4 separate regions of the Homo sapiens genome follow, and all the other regions are linked to region 4. Evidence: chromatin loops called from intact Hi-C (ENCODE). Cell type or tissue: gastrocnemius medialis. All regions are shown on one strand. Region 1 overlaps LOC124905222 (a long non-coding RNA gene). Region 2 overlaps F9 (coagulation factor IX). Region 3 has its middle 100 kb from the start of F9. Region 4 has its middle 400 kb from the start of F9.

What was found. Hi-C counts contacts between places; a loop is a spot of excess contacts. Peaks named below come from ENCODE experiments on the same cell type or tissue, not always from the same donor. Only the 100,000 strongest peaks of a DNase experiment are listed, where the experiment ranks them.
Region 1: a loop joins it to region 4, with 2.5 times the contacts of the local background. A loop is called at or near these places in 5 of 110 quality-filtered maps.
Region 2: a loop joins it to region 4, with 7 times the contacts of the local background. A loop is called at or near these places in 12 of 110 quality-filtered maps.
Region 3: a loop joins it to region 4, with 29 times the contacts of the local background. A loop is called at or near these places in 6 of 110 quality-filtered maps.

What each region holds. Positions count from the first base shown.
Region 1 is chrX:139,192,863-139,196,862 of GRCh38, reverse strand. LOC124905222 (a long non-coding RNA gene) reads right to left here. Exons shown (of 2, transcript XR_007068344.1): 1 at 1,965-4,000; 2 at 1,003-1,796. It also overlaps a transcript of FGF13 not described here. Among named protein-coding and RNA genes, the nearest start is that of F9, 340 kb to the left of the region's middle. In gastrocnemius medialis, no CTCF peak of the experiment used is centred here; DNase peaks (open chromatin) are centred at 1,832 and 2,206; H3K4me3 peaks cover 1,541 bases; H3K27ac peaks cover 2,856 bases.
Region 2 is chrX:139,557,807-139,561,806 of GRCh38, reverse strand. F9 (coagulation factor IX) reads right to left here. Exons shown (of 8, transcript NM_000133.4): 7 at 952-1,066; 8 at 1-283. Among named protein-coding and RNA genes, the nearest start is that of F9, 29 kb to the right of the region's middle. In gastrocnemius medialis, a CTCF peak has its summit at 1,931 (motif pointing right); no DNase peak of the experiment used is centred here.
Region 3 is chrX:139,428,093-139,432,092 of GRCh38, reverse strand. No RefSeq gene overlaps it. Among named protein-coding and RNA genes, the nearest start is that of F9, 100 kb to the left of the region's middle. In gastrocnemius medialis, a CTCF peak has its summit at 1,965 (motif pointing right); no DNase peak of the experiment used is centred here.
Region 4 is chrX:139,124,972-139,128,971 of GRCh38, reverse strand. It overlaps a transcript of FGF13 not described here. Among named protein-coding and RNA genes, the nearest start is that of F9, 400 kb to the left of the region's middle. In gastrocnemius medialis, a CTCF peak has its summit at 2,258 (motif pointing left); a DNase peak (open chromatin) is centred at 2,251; H3K27ac peaks cover 307 bases.

The sequences.
Region 1 (4,000 bases), 68 kb before region 4:
TGACATGAAATATCTCATGAAATCTTCATAACAATGTATGGACATTCAATGTATGGAGAATGAATATCCACACTAGTCTTCAATGTGACAGATGAAGAAACAGACCGAGGCCATCCTTAGGTCACTCAGCTAACAAGATGGTGAAGTGAGGATTTGACCAGATTTCATTGACTCCAAATCTACCTCCTAACCACTAACCACTATATCATACTCCCTTCCTAGGCAGCACAGCTGAGTCTTTCTAATGCAGGTTTGCACAAAGACGAAATTACTTCCATTCACCAAATTGGACATAATTAGGAGGAGTGTGCCTATACTAAATACATGGTTGCTCCAGGGCTGTGGTCTTTGTTCAGTTAAACAAAATCTGAACATTTTTTGAGTGACTTTTCTCTATCAGGTGCTGTGCCGGGGTACCCTTTCCTTCTTCTCTGGCCTGGGACATTCTGACTTTAAACTTTCCGATGTGCATCTCACTTCACTTGGCCATCCTCTTGAACCACTGCTACAGGACATTGGCCAGGTGACTGTGTCTTTCATTGGCCAGGTGACTTTGGCTTTCATATTGGTTTAAAAACAATGGTACTTTCTTTTGCAACTGCATCTGAGACCTTGTTTCACCTGTGTCTTCAAGATTATACATCCTCTTAATTCACTGTTGAGTAAAAACTCCACTTGTTTATTTTAGTTTTCATTACATGGTATATGCTTTCAGTCTGTCTCCCATCAGAATCATATGTCTCATTTCCCTTCTCTTTGTCTCTCAACCCTACCCCGTTCTTCCTCCGACTCTCCTTCTTTCCCTCCCTCCTTTTCTTGTTAACAAATGTCAGTGGTTTTTATTAACCGAATGGGGCTCCTCAGGGTGTGCTGAGCTCATTGAAAGATTTTCATTTCTGGATTTTTTCCTTTGATAGCTATATTAATCGTGATGAAAGAAATCCACCCCCCACAACAAAGCGTAGCTCCACAGAAGAGGTTTTTCACTACTTACGTAACTCATTTTAAATGGAAAAATAAAAAAGTGCAAGCTTTATTTTGTATACTATTTATGCTGCCTTCAGTTAGATAATATTTCCAAAAATATATCTTGTTAACAGAGACACAACGCCTTGAACAAGCATATTAATTACAGTTCTCGAAGTTGGGAATCATGTAGTATTTATCTGTATTGTAGAACTGTTGCTCAATGGTAATAATTAACAGTGATGGGTCTATTGCATGGCTATAGGTAAATTTAATAACAAACATGAAACCCAGTTCTCAAAACTTGCTCCAAATAATGTAGGTAGCATTTGTTACTGTTCTGGAGTTGAGGGTTAGTAAATAGCTAGGGTTCTTAAAATATTTATCTAGCTCTTAAAAGTAGAAGTAAACAACCTAAAGAAGACAGGCTGAGTGCACTTCTTGAATATGCCCATAGATATTTTCAGAAACTTCTTTCAATGGTGACTTTGAAAGTATTGAGAATTGACCTGCTTATTTTGCCTTTGATTCTCTGTGTGTATGCTTGCCTCTCCCCTTGGGGGGTTTATTGAACATTAAGGCTTCCAAGAGCTCTTGAATTTGTGAGTGATTTTCGGAGCTCTGGGAACAATGTGAGCCATTCTCTTGGAAACAGGACAAGGTGCTCCTAGATGCTCTCATTCCGGGGAACATTTGTTTTTCGGCTAGCTGGGAACCGACGATCGCGCTGAAAGGTCTGGTCAACCAGCCTCCCTCAGTTCCTGTGTATCTGGCAGGCAGGTTTATTACAAACCTTAGTGTGCTCATTAGCCTCGTGATGTGGCAGCTGCCTAAAAAAGAAACACGGAAAAGTTGTGTCACCGAAGGTGAAACTTGGCAAAGAGCTGCCCGGCGCCGGCTCCGGGCATGACAAAGCGCCTTCCTGGCGGCGGCAGCGGCGGTGGGCAGTGGGGGTTTCTGTTTGCTTGTCCTCGATACCCACGGCCCAGTCGACTCACGGGGAGGCGTCGCAAAGGGAACCGCGGGCCCGGGCCAGGGCTCCGTGGCTGGCGGTGCGGGTGGTCGCAGTCCGGGGGAAGATACTGCGCGCTCCGGTGCAGCCCGCGGCCTCGCAGTCTAGACCGCGGGCACGTTGCAGCCTGTGGGGAAGCAGCGTTAAGATGGTGGCGGTCAGAGCAGCGCTGGTGGTGGCCGGGCGGGGCTCAGGGAGGCGCGCCCTCCTCCCTTAGCGACACCTATCAAGGCTTTCTTGCTTTCCGTACACCTGACCCACCCACTAGACACCTCAAAGGCAGGCATAGAAGGCCAAGAGCCTTGAAGTCAGGGCTTGACCAACACAAGAGCTTTGCTTTCTCTGTCTTCTTGTTAATGCTAATTTGACTTTAGCTGCTCAAAAACCGAAGATGCATCTTGAGCAGGACGCTCACAGGCAGATTTGAATTTATGTGTGTGTTTTTATATTGCTTATGTTTTATTACATTGATTTTTTTCAGATTACAAAATAATGCATGTTTACCGGAGACAATTTGGAACATCATAAAAGCGTAGAGAAGAAAATATCACCCAAGGTTCCACTACCAAGTTAACTTTTTGAGGCTTTGCTTCTAGTCCTTTTTCTCTGCATATTATAATACATAGACATGGCTAATTATCTTTAAGTGTGTATGTGGGATCAGGCACATACACGATAACTTCCTTTTTTTCCCTCAACGTCTTAGAATGTTATTTTATGTCGTTAAATAATTTGCACCATCATTTTCAGTGTGTATACTAGGTGTGGACTTAGGGGTAACCAAGGAGAGATGGTGATTTGTGCCTGGGGTGTGAACATTTTTCCTGCACCTCCTTGAGATCCTTCTCACTGGACACCACAAGCATGATTAGTATTTTGTAAAAGTACATATATGAATATGTGCCCATATGGGGCTATGTATATGTGTGTATAAATCTGTAAATACCAAATTAAACACACATAGACAACTATGCACATATGTAAATAGATACACAACAAATATGCTAAGAATAAATCTTGAAAGAATATACACCAAAAGGAATCTCTGGGTGGTTGGCTTATAGAAATTTATAGTGTTTAGTCATATTTTCTATTTTTATCTATAGTGGAAATACATAATTATATTAATGATATAATAATAAAAATAATACTAATGAAATATTACTTATTGATTGTCTTCAAACTGAGTTTTCTGCTCCCTCATTCCTTGATCTACCGTGACCTACTTATTATTTTTATATTATATGATGCTTCAAGTCCAAGCTAAATCTCCATCCTCCATGAAGCCTTTCTTCCGCCCTCCCAGCAGGCACTGACTGCTTACTTCTGTACAGGGCTTCTATGTCACCCATCTGGCAATCTCCATGGGCTACTTTGGGTGTATCTCATGGTTAACTTCTCATCTGCTTATGTCTTATCTCTCTGAATAGACTGGAATGTCTTCAAGGATCCTTTTCACAAAGCAAGTGCTCACTAAATGTGTTACGTAATGACAATGCTTATCATCCATCGTAGGTTTCTGTAAATGCTCCTTTACCTTTGAAACTCTATACCAAAAGCCCTTAGACTGACAGCAATAATCCTGCTGGATTTAATTTTGCTAATTTAATTTAGGATACAATTGCTACTTCATAATGGGCTATCTACGTAGAATTTGGTCAATGATGATACTGATAATATTACTGAAATAGTAGTGATTTTCATATTGATTTTTCAAGTTAGAGGACTCTTGATAGAGGGTTTCTTGGTGGTAGAAATAAATCTACAGATTCACACATGCATTGGACAGTCATACCCCAACTTAAGTGATTTCAGTTATTTTAATGCATGTGTAAATTAATTCATCTGTTAATTTACTCGATAAATATGTATTGAACCTTCTATGTGCCATCTGCTTTCTTAGACACTGAGAATACAGCAGTGAGCGGAACAGATAACTATCCCTGCCTTCATGGATAATACAAGCATATTTTGCAAGTTTTCTTAGGGAAACAGACTTTCAGTGCATGAAGCACTCTGTTT
Region 2 (4,000 bases), 430 kb before region 4:
ACTCTAAGGTACTGAAGAACTAAAGCTGATCTCCCTTTGTGGAAGACTCTTCCCCAGCCACTTACATAGCCAGATCCAAATTTGAGGAAGATGTTCGTGTATTCCTTGTCAGCAATGCAAATAGGTGTAACGTAGCTGTTTAGCACTAAGGGTTCGTCCAGTTCCAGAAGGGCAATGTCATGGTTGTACTTATTAATAGCTGCATTGTAGTTGTGGTGAGGAATAATTCGAATCACATTTCGCTTTTGCTCTGTATGTTCTGTCTCCTCAATATTATGTTCACCTATTAAAAATAAATTTCATTTTAAGTCACAAACAGTATTTCACATACACAGATTTTCTAAGTGACTACTTGGGACCACTGACCTAATTGGCAATGTTAAAGATCTCATTCTTATATTGTGATAATTTTGGTTAAATGTAATGAGAGCCAATGCATATTTTTCAGACCAAAAAGCCATTCAGGACTATCATAGAGATGGTTCTGTTCACTCATGCTGTTATAAGCCTTTCATTGGTGATAATGAATCCACTAGTCATGAATTATCCTAGATTTTCCAAATTTCAAGTATCCTCACCCCTTTTTTGAGCACAAACTCATTTGGCCATTAATTCAAATGTTTGTTTTCTGAGGACCTGCTACAGGTTGTGCCAAGCACCAGAGATAAAAGGATCGGTGACATGACACTGATTTTTGGGAAGGCCTTCTGGTATGGAAATGGCTACATCAAGAACTAATTGTACCTCACTGAAATGAGTGATAATAGGGGTATATCAAAAGAACTATGGATGCTTGGAGGACGGTGCGACGTGGGTTCTGAAATTATGACCCTTCTGCCTTTAGCCCAATTTATTCAACAACAATTTTATTAGACCTTAGTAAAATATGGTGTACCAATCATATTAAAGAGCTAGTGGTGCTGCAGATTATTATTCTTTCTGTGTATTTACCTGCGACAACTGTAATTTTAACACCAGTTTCAACACAGTGGGCAGCAGTTACAATCCATTTTTCATTAACGATAGAGCCTCCACAGAATGCATCAACTTTACCATTCAAAACAACCTGTGAAAACAAAATTAAGACTCTTACTGCATAATACATTTGATCTAGAAAAAAATAAATATGTGTGCTGGTTACAGGAATAGGCAAAATATTGGCTTCTAGGTGCTGGCAGAAATGGAATGTTTCTGGAAATGTGAGCTTTGCAGATGAATTAGTGTTTTTGGTGCATAAACAAAAAAGCCATTTATGTAACTGCATTGAAAGCAACACACAATGAGAGACAGGGAAGCTTAAGCTTAGGCAAATCTGAGGAATGGCTTCTTTTGGTGATTTGAGGTCCTTGGATTTTTTCCCCATGAGTCAGTTTCTCTGATGGCAAAATTTGCTTCATGGGGATACAGCAGATACATTAGGAAACACACTGGCTTGACTCCTTGAGATTAATAGTTATTAGGGTGTTCCCTGTACCTACATGATGAAATTTTTTTTGCTACATGTTACTCAAAAGAGAAAAACTACTGATTTTTCTAGGAGGTCTTTTCAAACCCTTTTCAAACTGGAATATTATGAAGCAAGACCTAAGGCCTCCATAAGGGCTGTGCTTATAGCCATCCAGGCAGTGAGGAATAGCAGGGCTCATTCATTCTTTCCACTCTCTCTTAACCATATTCTACTCCCCTCTGGCTGGATAGTAAGCTGCCTTTGTCCTAAAATATCAACTTAGCTGTGCTTGAATTTTGGGCAAAGTGGACAAAGCAGTGACGCATTGAGCCTGGGTATTATTAGATAAGAGGCAAGTCCATTATCTCAACTGGATATTCGTTGCATAATTACAGTCGACAATGAATATTTTCTCCATCTCAATGTCTAGATCGACTTGGAGGATTTCAGTTCCAGTTGTAAGCAAGTGCCTTGATCCACCTTTATAGGAAGAAAGCTGGGAAGTGTGAACACTAGAGGGCACACTCAACATTTGGTAAATCCTTTTCAGGACCTGACTAGTTCTGAACGACTGCCCTTGTATTAAAGTGCACACAGTCTTAGGCATGAACCCATTCATAAACAAGGGAAACGAGGTAGTCCATCACTTTAAGTGGATATCAGATGGTCCTTGGGGCATGTTCTTTTTGTCCTGAATTTAATTTACTGAACACCTACTATGTCCTAGACACTGAAGCACTAGCCTCCTACCTGGAGACCTACAAAGCTGACTCATTAAAGGGCTCTGACTTCCTTTTTCATACTCTGGCTCTCCCTCTCTTTTTTTTTTTTGACGGAGTCTTGCCCTGTCACCAGGCTGGAGAGCAGTGGTGAGATCTTGGCTCACTGCAACCTCCGCCTCCCAGGTTCAAGCAATTCTCCTGGGACTACAGGCGCATGCCACCATGCCCAGTTAATTTTTGTATTTTTAGTAGAGATGGGGTTTCACCATGTTGGCCAGGATGGTCTCGATCTCTCAACCTCGTGATCCGCCCGCCTTGGCCTCCCAAAGTGCTGGGATTACAGGCGTGAGCCACTGCACCCGGCCATTTCCCTCTTTTTCTAGCTGTTGCTTTTAATTCTGAAATGTTGTAAAAATACAGAAAAAACTACATAATATAATAAACACCAGTGTGCATACAACCCAGTCTTAACAATTTTCCTAAATTTTTGAACATTTATTGAGTGTTTACTTTGGGCTAATCATTGTGGTGTTTTAAAGACATTTAATACAACATAATATCCTTATGACATGATATTAATATATTTATTTATAGATGCATGAGCTAAAGTTTAGAGGTAAACATTAACTCCCCTGAGATCAGTTGGTAAAGCTAGGAAGCAAACTCAAGTCTGCCCGGCTCCAGAATTTGTGCTCCTAAGCACCCAAATTCGGTCCAGGCATGGTCTGTGGACCAATTGCAGTAGAATCATCTGGGGATCCTTATAAAATGCAGATCTGGGGGCTAATCGAAGCTTAATTTATCAGAATATTTGGTGGGTGGGACTGGGTAAAAGGAAGCTCTCCAGAATATTCTTTACATAATTAAGTTTGAGACCTGTTATATATCTACTGAATCAGAATTTCCAAGACTTGATAATCTTTATGTTTTAAAAGTCCTCACTCCGGGCAGGAATGGCTACATACTTTGTGGGGCTCAGTGAGAAATAAAAATGTGGGGCCCCTTGTTCAAAAGCTAGGAAGAAAAGTGCCATGGAAGATACTAAAATACAAAACTTTTGCTTTCCTCTGTAGTCTCTTTTGCAACCCATCTTGTTACATTTTTAAAATTTGCCATTTAATATTTTGCTCCTTCTAGCATGGGGATATTTGCTGGGGCAGTGCAGACCCTCAAAGGTGCCCAGGAAGTGCACCCTACAATTTAACACCCACATGTCCTTAGGATCCCCTGCCTGCCAGCCACAGGACACTGGGCCCCAGCAGGGGATGATGTGTCAATCTTCCCTTGTCACTGGCCTACTGTGGCAATCAAGGTGGAGAGGTGATTCCCAAGGGACTGCAACTTTCATGCCAGGATGTGTTCCATGCCTGAAATAGAGGTGGACAAGGGGTGTGCCCCCACCATTCACCCTCCAAATGTGCTGTGGCGCATTCTTGGTCCAGAGATGCCACATGGCCAAGCCCCCTTCCAAGATAGCATAGGGCACGTGCACCTGACCAACCTTAACTCTCCCTGCTCCTATGCCCATGTCCCCGCTGGGGGAGGGGAGTGGCAATGGTAGCTAGGTAGGGATGAGGAGGGAGAGCATGTCTGGGCACCATGGGGTGGCAGTGCTCATTGGGCAGGTGTTTGGAGGGAGAGCCAGGGCTGGCTAAGGCACCAGGTGGTAGGGGAGTGGGAGGTCGAGAAACCACCCCGGAAGGTGGTGAGAAGTGAAATGGGGCTGCAGGGATTCAAGTCCCTAGGTAGCACATGCTCTGGCTGTCTCATCAGACTTCAGTTACAAAACAAAAATGCAAAGCAGTAAACCTCAGATGCACGACCTGTCTCA
Region 3 (4,000 bases), 300 kb before region 4:
TACAGATAATAGAAATCCGTGAAAGGAAACTGAAGCAAGTGAACAGAACAGATACTCACAAAAAATACATGTACACACACATACTTATTATATATATATATATATATATATAAAATTAAACTACACATTGAAAAAGCACACTCATTGCATACCTGAGAATACTGACTGAGAATGACAAACAAGGAATATGTTCTACTAAAGTTACTGGGTGTTAAAGAAATTGATAAAAACTTCAAGCATCCTAAATAAAGCAAGGCTTATAAGGAAAAATAAAATCAGACTGTCATTAGACTTTTCAACAGCAATGATTTATGCCACAAGATAATTGAATAATATTTTTAAGGTATGTAAGGAAAATAACATGTGAACCAGGAATTTTATGTCCACGAAAACAGGTCTTCCTGTATACGATGAACAAATTGTCGGCAATGTATTGGAGCTAAAATACTTGTTTGCGTAAGTGCTTTCTGAGGAAAATAATGGAAAGTGAATGTTAAACAAGTAAAATTTATTAGACATCTCTAGATAGATATTAACATAAGTATTGGTGACATGCATTAAATATATAATTACTCCTAGAATTAAGTCTAAATGAGAGTTAGGAGAGAGTATAGTATGGCTATATGATGAGGCATTTTAGATATAGTACAATAGAAAAAAAATTGGAGAAGAAAGGGGTTAGCACATGCAAAATGCTTAAATTATTTTCAATAACCATATTGGCAGAGACCATAATAGTATTGTTATACAGATATTATTGTGTGTGTACATGGAAAAAAGCAAATGAGTAAATACAGAATGTCCTAAGTCATGTATTCTCAATGGGACTAATATTACTCTCAAGAGGTCAAAGAATGATTCTTGGGGAGTGAAAAAAGTCATCAAGTTGTTATATATAAACAAGGAAGTGCATAAAGTGCAGATATATACAAAGTGCAGATATACATATAGTATGGTAACAAATATACAGTATGTCTATGGTATTAAAATTTAATGGTGGAGGGCTATTAGGAAAAACATATATCAAAGGCTATTTGGGGGGTCATTAATGAATAAAATATTGAGAAACAGTGTTTCAAGTCTATCATCTCTGTGTCAGTGAGAAAATTGATTCTTAATGTGGAAGAAAGGAAATACAAATGGAATATAAAAGAGATTAAAAACCATGTCATCCTGAATTTAAATTAGAGATATCAGTATGAAAACATGAGATATTTTGTCTTTAAATATATATTCCCTTGCTTGGTACACTAAAAAGGTTTAGAAACAATGATGAATCTATTAGCAGTGAGCATCCCTGGTGCCCAAAAGAATCCAGAGCTCTTGGGAAAAAAATAGTTGATTGCAGGTCTGAGGCAGGAAATGAACAAGATAAAACCCAAACATCCTAATATCCTTGATAGGAAACTATTAAGTAATGCCAGTGTCATGCCAAAAAGACTTGGGAGCCCACTTAAATAAATTCTCTCTGGCCAAAGTTACAGATTGTGCTACAATAATTACAAGAATTTCAATGAGTTGAAAACCATCAAATAGGATTATTTAATAAGTTCATAATTGTTTTAAAAAATAATAATTGATGGTCTTTTAAGGATGATAGGAAATGGGCAAAAAAAAAAGGAATCCAGCATTTATTATCTTTCCTATATAGGATGAGAGAAAGCTTTTTTTTTTAATAAAATCATTTCCATCATCAGATATCAGCAAAAATGGTAAAGACCTCTGAAAAGTCTCTCTTCCTTCTTGATAGAAGAAAATTAGCAAAAGAAATGTCAGAATTGATGCTTTTAGAACTCTGGAAATTAACAAGCAACTAGAAAAAAGGAAGCTTTGTTCAAGAAAATGGCTTAATCTCAGTAAGAACAGTGAGCTTTGTGGCATTTTCCCATTCTTATGTCTATCCCCCGTCTTCATTTTCGTGGTAGCCTTGAAAGCAAACAGCCTCCAATCACAGTGGAAACTAGCATCTTGACAGCCACTAGATGGGGCAGAACAGAGTTGGTGCTCCATCAAAGTTCCTTTCCTAGAGAATTGTGGTTATTTGAAGTGTCTGGTGGTTTCCTGGAAGACTTCACTTGCAAGAGTGTCTTTATTAGACCTGGAATAGAGATCACCTAGTGCAAAATGCCCCTTCCCTGGAGAAGTGTGTTGAAAATATTGGAAGACAATTGTTTAAGTTTGAATCTTCCTGAAGTAGTGGATGACAAATGGGGTAAACAATTGGCTAACCAAAAAGCTTAAAAGGAAAAGCGGGGGAATGAGATGTCAGTAGGAACTTTGAAAAGCTACAACATATTCCTGAGAATCTAGAAGGATGCACACATTTGTAAAACTGTGCACATGCTCAGTAAGAAAGCCTCGCACTGTCCATGCTAGCTAACATTGCACAAGGAGGAAGGGGAGGCTAAGGCATAGTTGAAAACCGCCTGACTGGGAATTGAAAGCATGTCCCAGCACACACACACAGAGCCTCTAGGAAAAGACCGGAAGGCTTATTATTTCCAGGCATTTAAGGAAATCTCTGTCTAATCATTAACTGATCACCAAACTAACGCAGCAGACTTTCGTGACCACTTGACCACACACAGCAAAGAATGCAGATTTTACAAAATTAGTTCAGAAAAGTGATTAAACAAAGAGCAATAACAACAATAAACAGAGTGATGATGGCACAACTTTGTAAATATACTAAAAATCATGGAATTGTATATTTTAAAATGGTTACTTTTATGGTATATAAATTATATCTCAATAAAAATATCATTCCAACCAATAAATGAAAATAAAATTATAGAATGTGTTCATTTTGCAACTGAACATCAATGTCTGCAGACAACAAAAAAAGTGAAAACCTGAGACTGAACAAGACCAGGATCCACCAGTAAATACAGAGGAGCATATTGAAGTGCACCATGAGTATGTAATCAGCAACATGCAGACTGTGGGAGCCTCTATGGGTAAAATAGCCTGGGTTCTGTAGCATATAAATGTTAGGGAAAAGAAATGGACAGAGGAAGAACCTATAGATTAACATAAGTTTACAGGACATATCAGGTTTTTTTAAATGGTTAAGATTATATTATAGTGTCTAGCAATTCACCTTTGGGTGATGGAACCATAAAGAGTGCAGTGAAATGATTAGTATAAAGTTCAGGATACTATTTACATCTTGAGGGAGAGAAGAGGCTGTATTCATGACTGGGCATTTGGAGAAACTTGTGGGGTGACCGGTCATTTTTTAAGCTGGTAGTGTTTATAAGGGTATTATTCATATAATAATTTACTAAGCTCTACCTTTTTTTGTGTGGCCGTGTCTTTGTCTTAAAAATAAGAGGGTAAAAATGACCTACATAAAGCCAAAGGTTGGAAGAGGTCAGAACAATAATATGAGTTAGCATATTTCAGCAAGTAAAATTAATGATAAAAAAGGTTAATGTTTAGAAATTGACTTTCTATCCCATCCTAAAACTCAAATGGAGGAATTGCAAAAGAAAATCATCTTATACTGTATCTAGAATAGCTGTGTCCTAACTTAACTTTAAATGGGACCTGTTTAAATGGGCCACTCTACACAAGGAACATCCATCTTATACCCATGAATTGTCTAAGAAGAATACTTAATTTAGTCAGTTCCTACAGTCATTTTTCAAGAACTACAAACACTGGGACCTTTATTTGAGGATGTCATGTTGATTCAGGATCCTTGATGCAGAATTTCAATCTTGTCAATACGCAAGGGAGTTCCTGACACCAGTTATTCCAGAGTTCCCCTTCCTTCCTCAAGCCTCCACCCACCGCCAGCCTTAGCAGATTACCTCTCCTACTTTGCTGAGATTGAGTCCTTTATATATCCTCTTATCTCTACCTCAACTCATCTCTATACATGTTATCTCATTCTTCTCTCCAGTCTCAGAGGAAGAGCAGGACTCTTCCACCTCTGCATCAGTTTCCAAATGTCTGTTAAATAGTTCAGTTTTGATGTATTGCTATTCACATCTTA
Region 4 (4,000 bases):
TAGTGTTGCTATGCCAACCGTTGTTGCAGGTGCTGAAATAGACTGCAGAAGGTCTAGTAAACACTTAAAATGAAATGGTCCCTGACCAGCATTGTCATTATTATAACTAATATTTATAGATAATTATTTACTAGTTTCCATTAGAATGTTAATACCAGAGAGCACCACTCTATCTCCTATTGACTGATTAGCACAGTGCCTCACACATAGTAGGCACTCAACCATTTATTTAATGAACGAATGCAACGTTTTCATTAATTTTCACAATGACATTATAAGGTGGGCAATTTTCATATTATCATTTCATAAATGAGGAAGTCGAAGCAGACTGACTTGTTCAAGGTCATACAGCTAGTGAGCAGTTGACCTGCAGTTTTACTCCATGTCTTTGTCATGCTAAAGCAGAGGCTATATAGGAGAAAGAGCCTTTGGACTCCATTGACTAGGCAGAGGCCAGACCAGGAAGGGCATGGATGTAGACAGCAGGCACCCCAGACAGGATGGCACAAGCACTGGGGAGAACAATTAGCCTCAAGGTCTTGGAAAAAATTCAGAGTATGAGATCCAGAGAACCAAGTGGGCCTAGGGGATTGTGGTAGTATATAATGATTGGTGTCGTAGTTACTGCCGAGAGTATGCATTCTAGGCCTTTAGAGATTAGGAAAGAATAAGATAGGTATCCAGGCCTTTAGGAACTGGGAAACAGACAGCTTTGGACACAGAAACAAAACAAGAAACAAGTTACTGGGTTTGGAAGATGAGGCAGGGATCTCACTCTAAGGAAGAAGGATAATCCCGGTAATGAGAACTAGAGTCCAGGACCAGGGCAGCACCTGCATCCCTGGTCCTGAGCGTGATCCTGGTACTGATGCTGTTTCTTAAGCTCTTGAGTTTCTTAAGCTTCTGGGCAAATTGTTTTCCCCATTTGAGCATAGTCCAGGATTCAGGCTTAGGTAGAATAATGCCTATGAGTCCTGGCTAAGGAACATCAGAAGTGGAAAGAGAGGCAGACTCATGCAGTGAACCAAGAACCTCCCTTAAACTCAAAGGAGGGTGAGGTTCTAAAGCGACATCAGCCTGTTTTCCTAGTGATGGGATGTGGTTTTGACTCCTGGTATGCCAGGGGTTGGTGGGATAATGATTATAAGTATACTCTTAACCCTTGTATTGGCTTACTTGCCCCTGAAAGGTGGTCATATGTCAAAGTTACCAACATCTGCTCAAGCACAATTTCCTAAGTATGTGCTGAAAAATAAGTTAAGGGGTATTTGGCATGTCATTCTCCTTAGCCCTTGTGACTGCCAAGAGTGCTGGCCCTGAGTTGCCTGTGGTGGCCAGCAGCCTCAGCTGTTTCCCCCAGCATGCCATGTACGATTGGCATGCTGTACTAAGTGCCATACATGAAAAAAGTTGGGAAACATTACTGGAGCCCCATTCCTTGTTGGCCTCTTCATTACTACACTACAATGTCCTCTTCCATTTGTACAACACCAGAGTGGTGGTTGTCAACCCCTTTCCTGCCTCAGACCTTTGAGACACACTAATCCGCCACAGGTAAAGATACCTCACCCAGCTCTCATTCTCAAGAGGTGAAGACCTTGTTCTAGATCTTCCCAGGGCTGGATATAGTTGGAGAAAGTACTCCAGGTGGCTCTGAAAAACCTTCTTGTGGAAGGGGGTCATGCTCCTATCTATTGAGAATCACACATCTTAGATGGAAGAACATTTTCACTCCTATGATCGCCTCCCTTCCTCTGACCAGGTGGTGATATCATCTCCAAATTGTGAATAAGGAAGGTGAGGCCTAAGTTGCTCAAGGTTCTCACAGTAAGAAAGTGGAGGAACCTGTAGTAACACCTGGGTATGGTGCTTTTTTTCTGCGGCACTGCACCCTCCATTCCTAGTACTAAGATTAATACCTAAGAAGAAAATGATCAAGTGAAAAGCCAAGGTCCATAGCCATGCTAGTAGATGGTGAGTGAAGTAGTACCTAAGACACATTGGTTGTGGTGTCGCGAGTTGGGGATTGGCCAAAGTTGGGTGTGGTGAGCTGAAATGAAGGAGGTAAGCCCTTTGGACAGGCAAGAGGACCCAGTGGACTGGGATGTGGCTCAGACAACAGACCCCTGGTGAAGCCATTCTCAGAGCTGACATTTGAGTGGAGAAAGATTTGGAAATAGCTTTTGGGCTTGAGGCTTGCAGGGATGAAACTGCCCAGCAGGAGCAGGTTGTACTCTCCTGCTGACTTTCTTCAGCCACACCTGTCTACTGGAGCACAGCTCCCTCTAGAGGTCATTATTCTTGCCGACGGGACATGACTGTGACCTCATCTAAGTGCCAAGGGGATTATTGAATGCTGACTTTGTGTGACATTAAAAATACAGGCCAGCCAAGCCTGTTCATTGAAGCAGGATTTATTTGGTACCATTTTCCAGGCCATGCCCTGTGTTCTGGGTACTCAGAATCCACAGATGAATGAGCCATCCCACAGAGAAGTCACTGTCTTGGGTTTCAGACAGATATTTCCAGCCCAGTGTGATTCGTACTTTGATAGGGGCAGGAACTGAGTGCAAAGTGGAGGTGGAGAGGAAGGGTTAGATTCCCGATTTCTTTGGAGCACTGACAGGGCAAAAGGTCTGGGAAGGTTTCCTAAAGGAGGGGACTCTTGAGCTGAATTTTTAAAAATGAGTAAGGCTTAGCCAAGTAGAAACAAAAGGGGAGGACGTTCTATGGGAAGGGTCAGTGAACATTTTCTGTAAAGGGCCAAATAGTAAATATGTTAGGCTTTGTGGGCCATACAGTCTCTGTTACAATGACTCAACTCGGCCTTGTAGTGCAAAAACCACAACAGACAATATATAAATACATGACCTTTACTGTTGTAGCCATGGCTGACTGCTGTCATGTAAAGTATAGGTACATTTATCATCCCTATTTGACTGTGAAGAAATGGAGTCTCACAGCGGTGAAGTGACTTGCTGAAGGCCAACCAGTTGATTGTGTGTTAAGCACCTCATCTGAACAGATGAAACCCAGGCACTGGTAGCAGGGGTTGAGGGTGTACATGGGATATGGCATGTAGGTGAGCTGCAGTAGATGGGCATGGACTGAGCTGTGAGAATCTAGAATGGTCCTAGCACTCTGGATCTATTTTCACCCTCTATCCTTGTCCGTTCCACCTACCAGACTATCCCTTTCTAAGGCCTTGGCTCTGCTGTAGCTGTGTGCTTGTCAGCCATGAATCTTCATTCTTACTGTCCCCCTAACACAGGGCCAGGCACTGAGCAGATGCCCAGACCACGTCTGCTTAACTGATTTACCTAGCATTCAGTTAAGGGCTATGGGTCCTTTAAATAACTCTTTTTAATATAACTGGTATCAGATTCTTTTGATATTTCCATTTGTTTTAATTGCTGCAACTTAATGTTCATAAAAACTAAGACATACAACTTTATGGAACTGCATCACAACCATAGGAACTGCATCACAACAATGGGAACTCTTCCAGATTATACTGGAGCTTCCCCAAAGAGAAAAAAAATAGTTTTCATTCTTAACTAATTATTTTTAAGTGAATGGCAGGTGGAACACTACAACATCCATAATTTTGCAAGCTGAGAAAGAGCTGAACGTCTTTTTATTGCCAAAAAAATTGCTGGTGTTAGTGACAACAGTTTTTTTCTGGATCTGATTGAAGACATTTATGAAAAATCAGTCCTAAATATGAATATTCCCATAAGGAAACTGCTTCTAAGGAGACTTAAAAATACTCCTGAAGTCAGATGTGTATCAATTTCTATTTTTGTGACTTCCCCCCTTAACTTCCATAATTGATTTTAATTGATTGGGTCCTTGTTCCATGTCGTGAACATTTGGGACTCATAATTTTGAAAAAAAATTAAAAGATTTTCTTTTGGTTTCATGGACAGAAGCAAAAAACATATATTATGTGATTTTGGTAATTGGACTCCTGTTTTGGAGGCTGAGAATGTTTGCTGTC